Regions from separate parts of the Mus musculus genome. Here region 2 is linked to region 1. The links are chromatin contacts, found by POLR2A ChIA-PET in ENCODE. All regions are on one chromosome and are shown on one strand. The core of a region is the stretch at or near the end of the contact, and the rest is flanking DNA. Distances in the headings are between cores, read along the strand shown. Region 1 holds the start of Cdc5l (cell division cycle 5-like (S. pombe)). Region 2 holds the start of Hsp90ab1 (heat shock protein 90 alpha (cytosolic), class B member 1).

The links. ChIA-PET counts read pairs that join two places held with the same protein, here RNA polymerase II (POLR2A).
Region 2: POLR2A ChIA-PET joins it to region 1 with 16 read pairs in embryonic stem cell. The contact joins the promoter of Hsp90ab1 here to the promoter of Cdc5l in region 1. POLR2A ChIA-PET finds 5 or more read pairs at or near these places in 4 of 5 experiments (Patski and embryonic stem cell).

Annotation. Positions count from the first base shown.
Region 1 is chr17:45,431,837-45,436,345 of GRCm38, reverse strand. Cdc5l (cell division cycle 5-like (S. pombe)) reads left to right here and starts at 2,639. Exons shown (of 16, transcript NM_152810.2): 1 at 2,639-2,955. The coding sequence starts at 2,911. B230354K17Rik (RIKEN cDNA B230354K17 gene) reads right to left here and starts at 2,515. Exons shown (of 3, transcript NR_130961.1): 1 at 2,119-2,515; 2 at 122-263.
Region 2 is chr17:45,571,485-45,575,993 of GRCm38, reverse strand. It overlaps Hsp90ab1 (heat shock protein 90 alpha (cytosolic), class B member 1), which reads left to right and starts at 2,733. Exons shown (of 11, transcript NM_008302.3): 1 at 2,733-2,827; 2 at 4,083-4,229; 3 at 4,375-4,509. The coding sequence starts at 4,083. It overlaps Gm35399 (a long non-coding RNA gene), which reads right to left and starts at 2,679. Exons shown (of 2, transcript XR_385595.1): 1 at 2,598-2,679; 2 at 1,204-2,497.

The DNA of each region.
Region 1 (4,509 bases), core at 1,390-3,889:
TATACAGACATCCAGCTGAAAGTATGGCTCATATGTTCACAAAAGACATCTCTTAAGATTTGGATTAAAGACTTGTGTCTTCCCACCTCGAGATTGAGATTAAAAATGTGTGTCTTCCTACCTCAAAGGTCTGGACTAGAAGTGGATTCATCCACTTTAAGCAGACAATCTCTCACAGGTGTGCTCTTCTCCATTTCTGGGTTGTAGGTGATTCCAGATATAGTCAAGTTGACAACGAAGAATAGTCATCACAGTCCTGAAAACTATAGAAGGGAGTTATCAAACATCATTTTCAAGTGTTTATTTTGAATAGTGTAACTGTGTGTGACAACTATGACAGCTCCAAAATCATTCCAATGAATCCTTTTGTATATGTGTATTCTGGAGCATAACTAACTTGTTTTAAAGCAGATCCCCACGCCACGGATCAGTCAGATATACAGGAATCCAGGCATGATCAGCGCAGTAAGAGGAACTGTGGTGAATGGCTCAGAATTAAAAGTACACACCACTTTCCTTAGATAGCTGGCTGGAGAGTTCACACTAGTATGGTCTCATCTTAACCCAATCACATCTGTGAAGACTCCACAATATTTCCAAATGAGTTCACATGTATAGGTACCAAGAGTTAGGATGGGAATGTATCCACTTGGAGATGTATTTCAACTCACAACAGGGAAAAAGAGACTTCCTCATTTTACAAGTTCTTATTGGCTTTCATTTTGGTAAAGTAGAGGATGGGAAATGTGGGGTCTTTTTTTGTTTGTTTGAAGTGAAGTAATCATGAAACATGTATTTATAGAGTTTCCCATGCAACTGACTTTCTGAGGGACATTTGGGAAAATGTATGTTGGCTGAGTGAGGAAGATGTGGAACCTATCTCTTTGTTTCTGGATATGGGGCGCTAATCTCAGATACTGCATCCTAAGGACACACCACCTATGTTCAAAGACAGTTGCCAGGGCTGCTGTGCAGAGAGGGGCCTACATGGCACTTGGAGGACTAATTCACATAATAAAAGGGGCAATATTGGAGCATCTGACTTGAATCCACACCACAGACAAGGATAGATCTCAATAGGTTGATGAAGTATGTTCTGTTGTCAAAATACCAATCCTTTGTAACAATTTTCTAGCAGGTGACATTAACATGTTTTAAGGAAGAGATACCTTTTTTAAAGTTAGCATAAAGATGACAGAATGTTGAGTGGAAGAAGTCACTGTCATGATCCTTTGGAATAGCCTATGTGAAAGAGGACTGGTTCAACTGTGGATTTATTAGGCCTCTCGATTACAAATAATGGAAAGCTAACTTCAATGACTAAATCCAAAAGGGGGATATGGAAGTAGTTACGACTTGGGAATGTTCTAGATCCAGGGACCATGTAGTTCAAAATACAATTGTTAGGTGCCACACAATTGGTAGGTTAGAGGCTTATCAGCTAGCAGAAACACTGACCTCTTTTGGATCCTAGCGTTAAGATCCCCAGAGAGGAGTGTTCAGATTTGCTTTGATCTGGTCAACCAAATGGTGTGTGACCTGGGTGTGTGGGATAAAAACCATACAACTAAGTGATGTTGGCAGGAGGTAATGGTTACACATCTTTACAAGAGAGCATTGCAAAGAGTACCAGAGGCAGAAAATGGCTTGTTAACCTGTCATCCTGTCAGATGACAGGAGTGAAATGAGATTGTAGGTCACTAAACCCAAGTGTTCTTCATAACACTACACTACCTCCCTCTCAACTGAAAGCAGTGATATTTTGATACAATTTCCTATTTCAAGGAAAAAAATCGTAACAAAAATCGAATCGGAAAATCCGTCATGTCTTCTAGAAGGGGCAAACGGAAGCATGAACAGTGACAACAAACCAGAGCCGCTATGCACGGAATAAAATCTTTCCCTAGGGACCTGGGGTGACACCAAGTAATTAATTGCTCTGGAATAGTGGAGAAATCTGCGTGGGAAAAGAGAGAGGAGATGGCAGAGAGTCTGACAATTTCCACTTCACCGAGACTTTGTGGACTCGCAGCCGCCCTCTGATTTGATGAACAAGTTGTTTGTTCCACTCTTCAGAGGACGACCCCGGATTCCAGGGGCGAGACTCCCGCAACTCACCGAGTTTGTTCCACAGACACCCAACAGCGAGGGATGAGGGAAAGCGGCTGACGTGACGCTTCCCAAGGGTCCCTAGGGCGTCGCCTCGAACCCCTTGTGGCTCTTCCAGGAAGGAGAGCGAACACTTTGGGGCGAGCAGTCGCTCAGTCCCTCAGGTTAGAGTTAGGATCTTGAGTCCGTCCGGCATCCTCGGCGCTTGGCGCTGCGAGTTGGAGCTCCTAGAAAGAGAACGGACTCGTTTGCATCTCCCCGAGGACTCAGCGAAGTCCTCGTCGGTCGCCGGGATGCCCAGCGCAGCGCTCCGTTAAACAAACAGACAAACAAACAAGCAAACAAACAAACAAACAGCGCTCCCTGGGGACCAAGCGTGCTGAGGAACGCCACACCCCTCACATTTATTCCCCACCCCCGGCACTGCCCTCCGCGTGACGTCAGGACCAATCCCTTCACTGCGTTCCCGGTCAAGTTCCAACTCTGGCATCTCGCGAGAGTTTTGTTTTCCTTCACCCTAGTCTCGGACCTGCGCGCGACACGTCGGGCGCCTTGGCACCTGCGGTTTGATTAGTCTCCATCAGTCTTAAGGTTGCAGCCTGGCCGCCCGCGTCTTTTGCCTTCGGCCGCTAAGATCTCGCGAGATTTCCCGGGGCTGCCCACGCCGCGCCTGCGCAGAGCTCTTCAAAGCAGAAGGTCGCTCTTGGGAGGAAGTGGCCTTTTGCGTCCCGTGCCCGGAGCGCCGTTACTACTTTCTCGAAGCTCTCCTCGGCTCCCTTGCCGGGACACTCTGCCGCTAAGATGCCCCGGATTATGATCAAAGGGGGAGTGTGGAGGAACACGGAGGTGAGGCAGCTTTTCCCGCCGTCCGCAGCCCTCCGCCGGCTCTGGTAGCGTGTGCGCACGCGCGGGGAAGCTCCGGGAGCCGTGGCTGTCCCGCGGGGGTCTGCGGTGCGGGGCGGCGACTGCGCGGACCCCGGGGACCCTCGCGGTGCATGGGTGCGGGCTCGGGTCACCTGGCTCACCCCGGGGGCGAGGTCGCGACTTGTCGCCCGGCGCTCCTCGCTTGGCATTTGCTAGGCCCTTGATCACTTATTTGATCAGTTAGGGACGCGCCCCCTCGGTGTCTTCTGCAGCCCGGTGGCCGCCGACCGGACCTCCCCCGGAGCCTGGTGTTTCTCCAGCTCCTTTCGATCTCAGCTCGTGCACAGCGCTTCGCTCTGTTAGAAGCCGTTGTGGCTGCAACTTTGTTTTTTCCGTGACTTCTTTACAGCCGGACAGGCTGCCCGTTTACGTCTGCACCTCTCTGCTTATCTTAGGACCTGGGTCCTTTCTCTTACCTTTCCAGTCACGCCACCCTTGCCGGGATAGAAGCCAGTTAGGACAAACTTACCTACGGTGGTGTTTGCGTCCAGAAATGTTGTAGATTATGTCACGGTGAGCGGAACAGCAGAAGGAAGGAAGTAAAATAGAAATTAAGTTAACGTGCATTTAATCGAGTGCGCCGAATGTATGAGCACCTTTCCGTCTGTCTTGTGCGTTCTTGAGATAGCTCCTTATTGCTTTGGCATCTTTCTGAACATGCTCCAAACTTAGCTGAGAACACTTCTTAGAGTCCTCCTGGCCCATTCGTTGGTCGTCCCGTTGAGAGTTAGTTGTTTAGTGGTTTGGTGGCACCTATTTTTCATTTACTACAGCTTTGTTTTCACAAGCACTTTTGTGTGGCTCCGGCTGAGTTACTTCTGAGAGCCTCAGATTACTCATTTTTATAAGACAAATAAATAATTGTATTTAAGCTCTTGAAACGAGTTGCCAGTTTGGAACATTGTGAACGCAGCTGGGTACATTAGTAGGCTTTCAGTAAAAAAAATGAGTTGCTGTTGTCTTCATCAGACAGCAGTATAGTAGGACCAGGCTTTGGCATTCTAGTATGAAGCAGGTTTCTTGGTGATGTTTGGGAATGAATCTTGTAGGATAGGTACCTGTTGTATGTATTTGGTTGAAGATGCGTTGAAGTTTTGAAAAACTTTACCAAAGTTACAAATGGAGGCACTGAAAAGGGACTTGCATGCACTAAGACAATTTAAACTAGAAGAGTTGGCTTCTGAGGAAGAAGCAGAGTCACAAAATCAAGTAACATCAGGATTCCTCTATAATGGCCAAAACCCAGCAGAGTGTGTGTGTGTGTCTGTGTGTCGATGTCTGTCTGTCTGAGATAGGGTCTTATGTAGCTTAGATTGACTTTGAACTTGCTATGTAGATGAGAGTGACCCTTAACATCTGATCCTCCTGCTTCTACCTCTCCTGTTCTGGCATAAGAGGTGTGTACTGTCATGTGTAAAGTCTTATGGGAATCTAATCCAGGACTTAAAGTATGCTAGGTGGGTATGCTACCAGTTA
Region 2 (4,509 bases), core at 1,484-3,983, 140 kb before region 1:
CCAGCACTCTGGAGGTAGTGACACACCTACTCCAACAAGGCCATACTTCCTAATAGTGCCACTCCCTAGGCATATACAAACCATCACCCCCCCCCCCCAAAAAAGAGAACTTATCTTGTGTGTGTGTGTGTGTGTGTGTAAGTATGGGCACAAGGACACAATCAATGCACATGAAGAAGTCCAAGGACAACTTGAGGAGTCAGTTTGTCCCTTTCACCATGGGATCTGTCATCAAATTGAGGTCTGGGCTGTCCTGCTTGGAGGACCAGGGTAAATGCTTTTACCCATGGAGTGAGTCATCGTGCTCCCTAGCCCTCCTCCTCCTTGGTTGTTGAGATAGAGTCTGTTAGTATAACCCTTAGCTGGTCTGGTACCATGTACTTGGAATTACAAGCATCCTCTTGTCTCAACCACCCTAATACTGACACAGACATGTGCTGCCACAGCAAGGTAAAAGGTATCTCTAGGTTGATATAAAATGATTTTTCCACTTTATGCAACAGGATTTCACTCCTAGCCCACGCTGGCCTGTAATACGCGCTCCTCTCCTCTCCTCCGAGCTGGGATCGAAGCTGTGCCCCCCACCCCCATGCCTGGTGCCCGTTCCCCAACTGAGAACGTCCCAGGAAGCTGCTGTGGAGCCTTGGTCCTGTCATTGCTGGGGGACAGCCAAAGGGAAACTGCAGAGGAGAGGTTCCTGGCCTGCTTCAGACTAGGGTTCCAGCAAGAGAGAGTACACTCCTGTCCCCATTCTACTTTCAGAACAGGAATGGCCCTGGGTTTAGTGACCCCATTATTCACAGAGACCTTCATTTTCCTGTCCATGAAATATACAGAGTAGCTTTCAACCATTCAGAGGCCAAGGAGAGGTAGTCAGTGCTGTTTGTGAACTAGGGAATCCAGGATTGGTGGGTCTTAGGGAAACACTACCCTGGAGCTAAATGTCCAGCCCAGGGATCAGCTAGGCTCCTTTTGCTGAGAGGGTTTGAGTGTTGAAGTTTCTGGTTTCAGATTAGGAATCAATGCAACACCCTAGGGCCTTCTGAGCAATCCTACCCAGTGTCTCCTCATATATTGATTTCTTTATGGGCTTCACACACACACACACACACACACACACACACACACACACACACACACAGAATTAAGGAGAGGCTAACAGACAGTGCAGGATGGGATGATAACAGACGAAGTAGACAGAGGCAAGGAGAAAGCAACTACTGTTTAACAATGAATGCACATTAGACAGACTGCAGGCAAGCACCGGGAACAAAGGTGTGGGCGGTGGTGTGGGGACACAAGCCAGCATGAGCTAAGATAGCAGAGCACTGAGTGCCCATCCTCTACTGGAGGGCTCATCAGTCCAACAAGCTTCCAGATGCAGCCTTGGAAAAAGGCAAGGCTAGATTGCCAGCTGAAGGACATGGCAGGCCACCTTTAGAACAGAGGCACTGGCACAACTTGGTTTTCTGGCTCCTGGAACTGGGCCAACCTGTGACCAGCACCTTCATGCGGATGCCTAGAACTCCAGCTTCTCTGAAAAGACTGGGACCTGCTCCTCTCTAGGTCCAAAGAGCTGCATGCAGTAGGGAAGAGGCTAGAGAAGCGAAACCAGCTTGAGAAACAGCTTGTGCTCACATAGGGAGGGCGCACGTACCCGCGCGCTGTGTACGTGGGAGACCGGGGAGGCTGAGGGGTGGGGAGTGTTCTACCCAGTAGCGCAAGCTGCTAGCTCGGTTCTCTGTTCACTAGAAGGTGTCCGCAGTCACTCACCCCCACAGCCCCCGTGCCCTGTGACCGATCCAGGTCAGCTATCCCTCCCTCTGCGCTCCACTCCCCCACTGTTATGTGGGCCTCTTAGGGCCACGCGTGGAGGGTCGTTCAACCCTGGCCCACGGTAGGCAGACTTGGGGAAAATTTCTTCCCAGGGTAAGATCAAGGTAGGGGAAAAAAAAAAAAAAAAAAAGCCACCCAGCCAAGCGGCGACGAAGACACTGCCCCCGCCGCAGCAGGGGAGGTGGAGCCTAGGGGGGAGGGGTGGAGACCGCCGAGACAGGCCTAGAAACTGCTGGAAGAAATCGCAGCACCACCGCTGCTGATCCTTCCGCCGCAGGCCGCCAAAGAGTCCCTACCAGCCCAGGCCCGTGCCCCTCCCCTCGGGGAAAGCGGCTCCCAGCCTGAAGCTGTGCTGTACCCGGGAGGGTGGGGATGGGGGAATCGGGGGCCTCCTTAAAGTTGGACAAGGAATTTATCATCCTTTTCTCTTGATGTGCGATTTGTAGGGAACATTCTAGTAAGATCGGGTCTGGAAATGGCAGCCGAGTTGGCCACCTCCATTCTCTTTCAGTCCCCTGAGTTCTGGACTCTTGGGGGGTGGGGGGGTGGAAGCGCCTACCTTGAGTTTTCTGAGGCAGTCCGTAGGGTATTCGCCCGCAGATACATCCCTAATTGCATATGCATGCTCCCTGCTCATCTTGAGGGGGGACATGTCCTACTCCTGCAGAAATGGGGGATGTGCAAAACGATATTGAATTGGCCTTGACTCAGGAACCAGGCCCGGGGTCCCGCTCCTCCCCGCCCCCTCCACGATCTGCTACCATGACGTCAAGGTGGGCGGGCGGCGGCAGGTGCGTGGCCCGCAGCCACTCCTTTAAGGCGGAGGGATCCAAGGGCGGGGCCCGGGCTGTGCTTCGCCTTATATAGGGCGGTCGGGGGCGTTCGGGAGCTCTCTTGAGTCACCCCCGCGCAGCCTAGGCTTGCCGTGCGAGTCGGACTTGGTCCGGGCCCACCACCCTGCTCTGTACTACTACTCGGCTTTCCCGTCAAGGTAAGGCCGGGGTCTCTCGTCCCCGGCGGCTCTCCGGGGGCTTCTTCCCGGGGTCCCAGCCTCCATCTCATCTGTCCCAAAGCCTCCTTCCCCGGCGGGGCAGCCTGTGGAGATAACGTGTCTAGAGGTTAGAGGTTCGGGCTGTACCCCGGCGGGCTTGCACGCGAGGCTCCCCGGGGCGGGTGGATTCCCCGGAGCGTGGGGTGGGGGTGCGGCCCGGCCAGGTGGTGGGCGGCCGCACGTGGTAGTCGCCGACCCGGGACGCTGCCATGTTTGCCCTCCACTTCCGGGCGCGGCTGCAGGGTCCGCGCGGTGGCGGGCTGCTCTGCGTGACTCAGCAAGGCCTGGGGAGGTTGGCCTGGCTGCCTCCCCCGGACGCCGCCGGTACCAACGTGCTTGATTTTGGGGAGGGGTGCACAGCAGGGACGCCGGAACCCACCGCGCTTTCCCTTTCCAGATCTTTCTGCCCTCCCAGTGGAGGGCGGGGGAGGAGAGACAGAGCAGGCACGAGAAGATTCCTAGGTCCCTCCCTTTCTCCTCCCCTCCCCGGAGCTCAGATTGTTCTGGAAGCCTGGGCGCCCCGCCCCAGTGCCCGGATGCTGGGGCGGTGGGAGGGTTTCAATGGCGCCCCCTCCCCGTGTGGCTCCTGCCGACGCATGTCCGGCAGTGACGAGGGTCGTTGGACGGCTGGGCCACCATTTTACTTGGGTTCCGGCCTATGCAAGTCTGCACAGTGAGTGGTCACGGTGGAGCTCTTGATTTCTTTGTCCTGATTTAATTGCCCCGTGAGCGCCTCCCAGACTACAGCTTCAAGGTTCTCTTGCCCTGCTGGGTGGAATAAAATAAAAATTAAAAAAGACTGCTTTTTCTGTTAAAGTTGTTCCTCACCCCAATGAGGAGATTGTAGTTAAGGGGTGTGAGTACCAGGGGTTGCTTGAGGTTCTTTTTTATGTATTGTTAACTTAGTCTGGATTTTTACCATATTGCCAGGTGTTCTGTTCAGAGTCAGTGAGCTATGCACTGAACATGCCAATGTTCAAGAGTTTGACTTTTGGGCATCTGTTCTGGAAAACCCATCTTTTAGGTTTTTTTCTGTCATTTTTGTCTTGGCCATTGTAGCTTAAATGTCCTTTTTTAAAGAAAATGGCTGCTCTTGTCTCTTTGGGTTGGATACTTTCCCAGACTAAAGAAGTTTGAGCTGGATATTAAAATGTGTGTCTATAATGGTCCTTAGTAGTAATTCTTTCATTCTTAGATGCCTGAGGAAGTGCACCATGGAGAGGAGGAGGTGGAGACCTTTGCCTTTCAGGCAGAAATTGCCCAGCTCATGTCCCTCATCATCAACACTTTCTATTCAAACAAGGAGATTTTCCTCCGCGAGTTGATCTCTAATGCTTCAGATGTGAGTATTCTGTTGTTGAATTTCTAAGGCTTCACGGAAGTGTGTGTGTGTGTGGGAGTGATTGAGAAGAACAGTTCAGTTGATGTTGAAGGGGGAGGGACTGTTTGGAAAAATAAAATAATCTGGCTTTTTGCGTTTACTACAGGCCCTGGACAAGATTCGATATGAGAGCCTGACGGACCCTTCTAAGTTGGACAGTGGGAAAGAGCTGAAAATTGACATCATCCCCAACCCTCAGGAGCGCACGCTGACTTTGGTGGACACAGGCATTGGCATGACC